Regions from separate parts of the Homo sapiens genome. Here all the other regions are linked to region 1. Evidence: chromatin contacts called from ENCODE Hi-C data. All regions are on one chromosome and are shown on one strand. Each heading gives the region's core, a stretch centred on a gene start or an enhancer-like site at or near the end of the contact. The rest is flanking DNA. Distances are from core to core; before and after follow the strand shown.

What was found. Hi-C counts contacts between places; a loop is a spot of excess contacts on that map. Pooled maps may share reads with other maps.
Region 2: a loop to region 1 is called in a pooled map, with 28 times the contacts of the local background. The contact joins two enhancer-like sites. A Hi-C loop is called at or near these places in 4 of 37 single-sample maps with no recorded cell type and 7 of 50 pooled maps.
Region 3: a loop to region 1 is called in a pooled map, with 10 times the contacts of the local background. The contact joins the promoter of CXXC4-AS1 here to the enhancer-like site in region 1. A Hi-C loop is called at or near these places in 2 of 37 single-sample maps with no recorded cell type and 3 of 50 pooled maps.

What each region holds. Positions count from the first base shown.
Region 1 is chr4:101,018,601-101,021,404 of GRCh38, reverse strand. No RefSeq gene overlaps it. Among named protein-coding and RNA genes, the nearest start is that of LINC01218, 140 kb to the right of the region's middle. Within about 2 kb of position 1,329, at least 12 of the 41 ENCODE cell types and tissues checked have a DNase peak (open chromatin) inside an H3K27ac peak, as active enhancers do.
Region 2 is chr4:105,059,325-105,062,128 of GRCh38, reverse strand. No RefSeq gene overlaps it. Among named protein-coding and RNA genes, the nearest start is that of TET2, 86 kb to the left of the region's middle. RefSeq lists enhancers at 1,077-1,176, 2,652-2,721, 2,742-2,804. Within about 2 kb of position 1,373, at least 7 of the 41 ENCODE cell types and tissues checked have a DNase peak (open chromatin) inside an H3K27ac peak, as active enhancers do.
Region 3 is chr4:104,489,597-104,492,400 of GRCh38, reverse strand. It overlaps CXXC4-AS1 (CXXC4 antisense RNA 1), which reads right to left and starts at 1,436. Exons shown (of 10, transcript NR_125926.1): 1 at 1,341-1,436. CXXC4 (CXXC finger protein 4) reads left to right here. Exons shown (of 3, transcript NM_025212.4): 2 at 342-1,657. The coding sequence starts at 599. RefSeq lists an enhancer at 20-69.

The DNA of each region.
Region 1 (2,804 bases), core at 80-2,579:
GGCTTCTCAACAACTCCAGGTTGTCTGCAGGACTGTCCTGCAGAGAGTCTTACAAGGTGGCATGTAAGTGTATTCACGATCTGATTCCTGCCAATCTCATCTACCCCAAACTTGACCCTGAGCTTCGGCCATAGTGGACTTCTCACAATGTTCGGAAGACACCAGGCTTCCTCAATTCTCTGGGTCTGTATTCATGCATCTTCTATGTGCAGATTTCAGATGTGTCTTAAATACTGGAATGAGTCATTTCCTCCTCTCTAAGCACACAGTATCCTGTACTACCTCCGTTTTGACACTTAATCCACTGCATGTAATTGTTTATTGTCTGTCTGGCACTGCAGTGAGCATTGTTGCTATCTTTGCATTCTTAGGATGAAACACTGCCTGGCATAGTGTTTCTTGGAAGAAGGGGAGGTAGGGAAGGAGAAATAAAATATTTTTTGGCATGACCTTATGGTGTGGGCACTCCCAGATTCCAAATGGCAAACCATTATTGAAGAGCAGCTGAAACACTTACCCCAGTTCAATGTTACCTGTTCTTTCTCGTAAGAATTTCCTGGTCCCCAAAGGTCTGGAGTGGAGCCTACATTTTAATAAGCATCCACCAAAATTCTTGTGGATCAGACAAGTTTGAGAAACCTAGTCCAATTTATTTCTAAAGCTAACTTAAATTTCAGTTCTATATTTTTATTTCTACAGATTTTCTAGCACAGGCAAATATTTTACTGCTTAACACGGCTGTTACACAAGATTATGTATGATTAATTTAATTTTCATTTATAGTTGTTTAATGGATATGAATTTACACAAAAATGTGGGAATTATTTAAGTATGTAATACAACATTCACAACTGAAAAGGTTATGAGAAGAAAGCGGTGGTTTTGTTGTTGTTGTTGTTGTTTTAGTGTATTAGACTTCACCCAGAAAAAGGAGATAAGTGGTGGTGGAGTATCTGGAGATTCCTGGTGAAGAATCAATGAAAAAAGTTGCCTGTGCCTTGAAGAGAATGGAATGCTTTCATATTGAAAAGATTGCTTATTTCACACCACCCTACCTTACCATAACAACCACACCCATTATCACCATCAGCTTGCCAGAATTTGCTCACAAAATGCCTTTTGAATATATATTCAACACTGTTTACCTTCCGGAAGTTTTACCATGAGTCATTCCTTTGAGTTCAAAACACCTTCTCTAAAAATCTTTTTTTTTTTTTTTTAAGATACAAATCAGAGAAGGAAACCACCAACCTTTGTCAGCTATTAACATCTTAGTAAAATTTAACTCATATGTTTCTGACAGGGCTAGTCACAGACTAATAAAGATAGCTGTGTTTATAGAGAAGGGAAGGCCACAGCTGGAGAATGTGAGAGTGCTTGGGGAGAGGACTACCACCTGATCAACTGGGTGCATTATTGTGTAGCTATTTCTACTAGGCCTGTGGCAGAGAAAGGAGTACAGTGAAATTCAAGACAAAAATCTAGTCTCTCACAATATGCAGTGGCAGTGAAAATAAATCAATGTGTGTGCCACATGTACTCACTTCTGTATAGGGTTCTTGACACCAGTCCTGGCCTACAGTTAGGCCTGGGTTGGAATTTTTATAGCTCTGATACTTATTAGATGTCTGTGTGAACTTGAGAAACTAAGCTTCTTTAAATCTCATTTTCTCCCTGGTGATATGAAGGCAATGACAGTAATTAGTTCATAAGCTTTTCACGGGTTTCAAAAGGGATGATGCAAATAAAGTAGTAGGCATGGTGCCTGGCAGAAAGTAGGCACTCAGTAAACTTCAGTTATTGTTGTATTCAGCAGCATGCAGAGTCAAATGAGTGCTTCAGATATTCCGTAGGTGAAGATTGTGTATGCGTGTGTGAGCACCTGTGAGTGTGGTGGGCGGCTGAGAAGGTAGGTGTAGTCAGAAAAACCTAGGCAAAGCTGACTTGGTTGGAATCTTCCTACCTAGAGGAAAGCTGGAGAGGCTGCAGAGGGGGCAGGCATAGAGGGGGCTCCAGTGTGAGAGGAAAAAGTGAGAGCAGAGGAAAAGATCCAGAAAAATAGTGATATGTTGACCACTTGGTGAAAGCAAAGGAGGGGTGGGGCACAAAAAGTGATGAGAATGAGAAGCTAAGATGGAGCCAAATCAGTGTTTGTATCAGGAGGTATTTCGGCTGCAAGTAACAAAATACCTAACTGGGTTCAAACCACAGAGACATTTACAATTCCCAGACAAGGACATCTGCGACTTCGAGGACCCAAGGTTAGTTTGGTGGCTCAACAGCATCACTAAGGACTGAGGCTGTTTCTATCCTTCTCACACTATTCTTCTATTGGCTTCCGTCCTTGTGGTTGCAAGGATGGTCACAGCTCCTGGCATCACTTCCTCATGCAACACTGTTTCACTACTGGAAAATACTACCAAAGTAGCCTATAAATAAGACGAAACTGAATTCATTGCTTACCACAGTAATGTAACCACTACCTTGACAGAGGCATAGTAAATCTAGATGGGGAGGACAAAAGAATAATACTTATGATATATTTCTTTCTTTTTCTTTTTCTTTTTTTTTTTTTTTTTTTGAGATGGAGTCTCACTCTGTCTCCCAGGCTGGAGTGCAGTGGCGTGATCTCGGCTCACTGCAACCTCCGCTCCCGGGTTCACACCATTCTCCTGCCTCAGCCTCCCGAGTAGCTGGGACTACAGGCGCCCGCTACCACGCCTGGCTAATTTTTTTTGTATTTTTAGTAGAGATGGGGTTTCACTGTGTTAGCCAGGATGGTCTCGATCTCCTGACCTCGTGAT
Region 2 (2,804 bases), core at 124-2,623, 4.0 Mb before region 1:
CATTTCATTGGTTATAAAGCACTGGAAATATGATAATTAGGGCAGTCCAGATGCTCACTCTTCCTGTTGGAATTATATTGACATTATCATTTCATTTTGTTTGTTACTCATAACAGTATTCCCATCTTGGCACTTAAGCAGAAAAGCTTCACTTGTTATGGTTGTTTCACAGTTGATTCCATTATTTGACTTCCTGTTTTCACAATTTGCCAACCAATCAAATATATCTGTGGTTTTAAAACATGTGTCAACTGAACAGATATCAAGAATAAAATGCACATATACATCCCAAAAGACCTCTGTCAAAATCAGTAAGATTGCACAAGGCAGGAACCTCGGATGGCACTTTAACAGAAGAAAATTGTCAGAAATTATTTCATTCAATGTAGTATCTGAGCTTTAATAAACCATGTCTTATCTCTTTTGGCCAGTGGACAGTTTCTAATTGGTAAGGGTCCAAGGTAAGGCAAACAAATGCAAGGAAACCTGTCTGCCTGACTTTATATATCAGCAAGATAGTCCTATCGTACATCAACGAACAGGCTTCAAGTTGACAACAGGAAAAATGTGACTCAGCTTATACAAAAGGGGAAGTCCCAGCGTTGGGCTCAAACAATGGGTCTGTCATTTTACTGCTTTGCTGGTCTGTCTTACCTTTTTGAAGACATGCACGGGTTGAGGACTCATCAATCTTCTCGGTCCTAGGCAGGGTCAGTAAATTTAGTATCCAGGGAGAGGCATTATTCCAGGTCATGAGCAGAGCAGAGGAAACAATGGGGAACTTGTGGTCAGGCTGGTAAAGTGATACCTTAAATTCCAGGAATACTTGATTTGGGAATGGAAACAGGATAGGCCCAGCAGCAAAACAAGAGCAGCACAAAATCCTCCTTAGAATGATCAGTCTAGTGAATGAATTAAACAAAGAAAGCAGACTGTGAGGGATATGTTTATTTTCTCCTATACTCACATATCTGCAGTTCCTTCTGCAGAAGATGTTACTGCAGAAGCAGTAACAACTAACTCATTGATGCAAAAACATTTTATGATATGACACTAAACACTGTGTATATGTGATTTACACGTTATGTGTTAATTTGAGTTTTAGAGGGATCTTTAAGTCATATAGGGCTGAGGAAAACATGTACTTCTTTGGCAACTGAGCTACATCTTACATAAAATAACACCACCAACACCGTATGGGCAGACCTCACTGTGGAGTCAAAGGCAGAAATAGTATGTTCTCCAAATGAGTCACTCCCAGAGGTCCTGTGGTCTTTAAAAACCTGACCACTATTATTCTCTGTGCTTATAGGTTGTTCTTAGTTGCTGCCTTGAGGCTTCCCCTCACTTCACTGTTTCCACTTCTTCTTTATTGACTTTTGTGAAGTCACCATTCTCTTCCTCTTTCATGGTAAAGTGATGGTAAATGTGGGTGATTAGGATGTTCAGTGAAGCACAGACTTATTAACAGGAACCAGGAGGAATGGCTAATGTTGCTAGGGTTTAAAAGTTTTACATAAAAGACAATCACAGTAGTAAAATAGTCATCAGTAAGAACATGACTTTTCTTGTTTCATTGAAAAAATGTTTAGTACTTTTGACTGAATTATTTCTAGAGTATGACAAATCTGTTTTATTGTTTTCCTATAACTTGGGGTCATTTTGTTCTGGCCTGTGGTATGCAATGCCCCAGAATATTTTATATATATTTTTTTTATTTTTATTTTTATTTTTTTTTGAGATGGAGTCTTCCTCTGTTGCCCAGGCTGGAATGCAGTGGTGTGATCTCAGCTCACTGCAACCTCTACCTCCTGGGTTCAAGCAATTCTCCTGCCTCAGCCTCCTGAGTAGCTGGGATTACAGTGCATGCCACCATGCCCGGCTAATTTTTGTATTTTTTTTAGTAGAGACGGGGTTTCACCATGTTGGTCAGGCTGGTCTCGAACTCCTGACTTTATGATCCGCCCACCTCGGCCTCCCAAAGTGCTGGGATTACAGGTGTGAGCCACTGCGCCCGGCTGCCCCAGAATATTATTAAGGATAGGTTTTTACTTCTAGTATAACCATATCTTCCTTATCTTTGTATGCTTAATACACAGTCAGTGCCTGAAACCTGTCAATCGCTTAATAAGCGTTTTTAATTGAATGAGTACATTTTCAAATATATCTTGATTAGTTACACTTTCTTTGAAAGAGCCCCCCAAAATAGATATAATTTTATAAAACTAGTACAGGGCTGAAACTGAACAACAAAACTGGAATTCCCTCTCCTGGGCCTCTCCAGAAAATATAGCTGAGATTGATCCTTTTGGTCACCACAGAAATAAAGAATGAATAAAAAGAGCCAGCAAAAAGAAGTCTTTAAAGACAACAAAGAGACTCTGTAGAGTTTTATGACAGGTTTAGATAATTAAAACTCATCACAAGGAAGGACATTTAGGAAACAGGAAGGGCTGACTTCATTCTACCCACAAGATTTCCAGAATCTTTCTTGATTCAGATGAGAGTGGAGGTCCCTCTTCTCCCCATTCCCACCCCACTCTTGAGTGCTGTGCTGCTTCTCCTTTCTCTGTTCCTGTTCTCAGTCTCCCATGTCACACAATAGTAACAAAATGACTAAAGTCTTACTCACTGAATATATTATGTGAGCCAAAAACAAGTGTTCTGGCAGCTTGGTGAACTTACCAAATCTCCTGAGTCTCAAGGTAGCACTGGCTTAAAGTCCTTGATGGAGCTTGAAGAAGAAAGTGTAATACATCTGTTCTCAAAATTCACTTGACTAACTCCATCACCTCCTTCAAGTC
Region 3 (2,804 bases), core at 187-2,686, 3.5 Mb before region 1:
TGATTTGCATGTCTTTAGCACTCCAATTGCCCTTTTCCTTAGGCGTTTGTCACCCCCGTCTTCCTTCTTTCCCTGGGTATCCTGGCTATTAATACATTTTCTCAGGAGGGTTATAAGAATAGGGGGGAGGAGCTGTGGTTTGCTGTGGGGAGGGAGGGAGCGGGGGTTGGGAGAGTTGGGGGGGATGGGCTGGGGGGGGTCACGTCTTGATGATTCTTATGCAAACGACCTGATGGAAGAATGTGGGAGCTTTCGGTGTCTGCGGTGGGTTAGTGAGGGAGGTTGTTTATTTTTAATCTTTTTCCTCGTGCAGCTCGTTGGAATGACTTTCTTTATTTTAGTTGTAACAGTTGGAGGATAATGCAAAGGAAGACGCTGCCTGGGAATTCACCGTCTGTGGAAATGAGCCCCAGAGAGGAATAAAGCAGCCCTCACCTTGCTCTCCCCACCCGAACCCACTTTCCCCACCCGCCTCGGCCCCCACCCCAACACCACCATCACTCCCTTCCCTCCCCCCCACCTTTCCCCCTTTTCCACCCAGGTGTCGGACCAGGCGGTCCCCACTTCCACCCTGCACCCCTTCTTCCCCCCCTGCACCATGAACACCAATGTCTGCGTGGAGCCCGGGCCGAGCCCGGAGGCCCCGGGCTTGCCCAAGGAAAGCCACTTGCCCGAGGGGGCTCTGAACAGCCTTGTGGATTACAACTCGGAAATGGAGCGCTACCGCTCCTTTGCCACCTCCTTCTACAAGACCAACGGGGGCGCCTTCCCACAGGCGGCCAAGATCGCGCGCATCACCACCCCCATCTTCCCCAGCAGCGCCGCCGCCGCCGCGGCCGCCGCGCGCATCGGCATGTCCCCCTGGAACTGCGACAACGCGGCCACCGCCGCCGCCGCCACCGCCATGCTCTGGGGCAGCGGCGGGGGCGGGGGCGGCGGCGGGGGGGGTGGCGGCGGCGGCGGCGGCGGCGGAGGCGGGGGCGGGGGTGGTGGGGGCGGCAGGAAATCCTCCTCCGCCGCCGCCTCCTCCTCCGCCTCCTCCTCCTCGGCGATCCTCCCCGCCGGCGGTGGCGGCGGCGGCGGCGGCGGCGGCAGCAGGACCAGCATGCACCACCGAAACGACTCCCAGAGGCTGGGGAAAGCTGGCTGCCCGCCAGAGCCGTCGTTGCAAATGGCAAATACTAATTTCCTCTCCACCTTATCCCCTGAACACTGCAGACCTTTGGCGGGGGAATGCATGAACAAGCTCAAATGCGGCGCTGCTGAAGCAGAGATAATGAATCTCCCCGAGCGCGTGGGGACTTTTTCCGCTATCCCGGCTTTAGGGGGCATCTCATTACCTCCAGGGGTCATCGTCATGACAGCCCTTCACTCCCCCGCAGCAGCCTCAGCAGCCGTCACAGACAGTGCGTTTCAAATTGCCAATCTGGCAGACTGCCCGCAGAATCATTCCTCCTCCTCCTCGTCCTCCTCAGGGGGAGCTGGCGGAGCCAACCCAGCCAAGAAGAAGAGGAAAAGGTGTGGGGTCTGCGTGCCCTGCAAGAGGCTCATCAACTGTGGCGTCTGCAGCAGTTGCAGGAACCGCAAAACGGGACACCAGATCTGCAAATTTAGAAAATGTGAAGAGCTAAAGAAAAAACCTGGCACTTCACTAGAGGTCAGAGGAGATGATTTCTTGTTTCCCAGTCTCCCCCCTTCCCTCCTCACTCCCTCTCCCCTTCAGGGATTCTTGTCTGGCTTCAAGATGCAGTACCCCTTCTCAGAAGCTTCATTCAGGTGGTAAGAGTTGTAGGTGGTTTGCGAAAGGCTTGGCCTCTCCACCACCCGCACCAGCTGCACTTCACGTGACACCGCCCTTCTGATAGAGAGAGTGCCCTCCTTTTTATCCCTGGGGGAAAAATAATGTAATTGAAGAATCAGAAGTTTCACATTCAATATGCTCAATATTTTCCCTTGGTGGTTTAAAATGCCCCCTCCTCCTCATTAAAAAGGGTGGGGCATCTTGCCCAAAGGACTGGACACATCACATCCTATACAAGTTTACTGGCTAAGTTAGTGGCCCATTTATAACAGTGAGGACACAGTTTGTGGTACACAAGCCTGTTCTCATTAAAAAACCGGTAACAAACCACACAGCAGTATTCAATGAAGTTGAAACACCTGGATTCAGAAGGGGATTTCCTACCCTTTTCTAGAATCATTTTTCTACTCATCAAGGCAGAATGTTTTCTATTTTATTTTCTGCGTATCTGATATTTTTGGAGAAAGCTGAAACTGTGTAGGAAGCGGATTTCTACCTGCAAATTTTGAGGAGATGTGACTTAGAATAAAGGGATACAATTAGTTAATTTCAGGGCAGATAAGAGTGATTTTGTTTAAAAATTATTTTATGTGGTTTTAGAATGAATAATTTCTAAAACTCAGTTACAAAAAAAGTATTTCCCCTGGGCTCTGCATTGGACAAAGTAACCATTTTGTGGTTACAAAGTTGGTGTATACACCAAGCACAGTTTTGGTTGATACCTTATATGGTCAATAATAGTTTCTTTTACCTATAGGTCTTTAAAACAGATATTGTACAGATGCTCACTAAAGTAATTGTTAAATTAGGTTATGAATTATGCTAAATACAGAGATTGATACCTTTGATAAAAATTTTGTATTGTGTCCTGATCAAAACAAAAATGGGGAAAAATGAAAAATCACAGGTAAATGACTTTGGTGGTATATTAAACAAAGAAATCTGGACAAGTACTTATAGTTAGTCTCGATAAAATTTACAGGGTAGATAATTAGATGTTCAT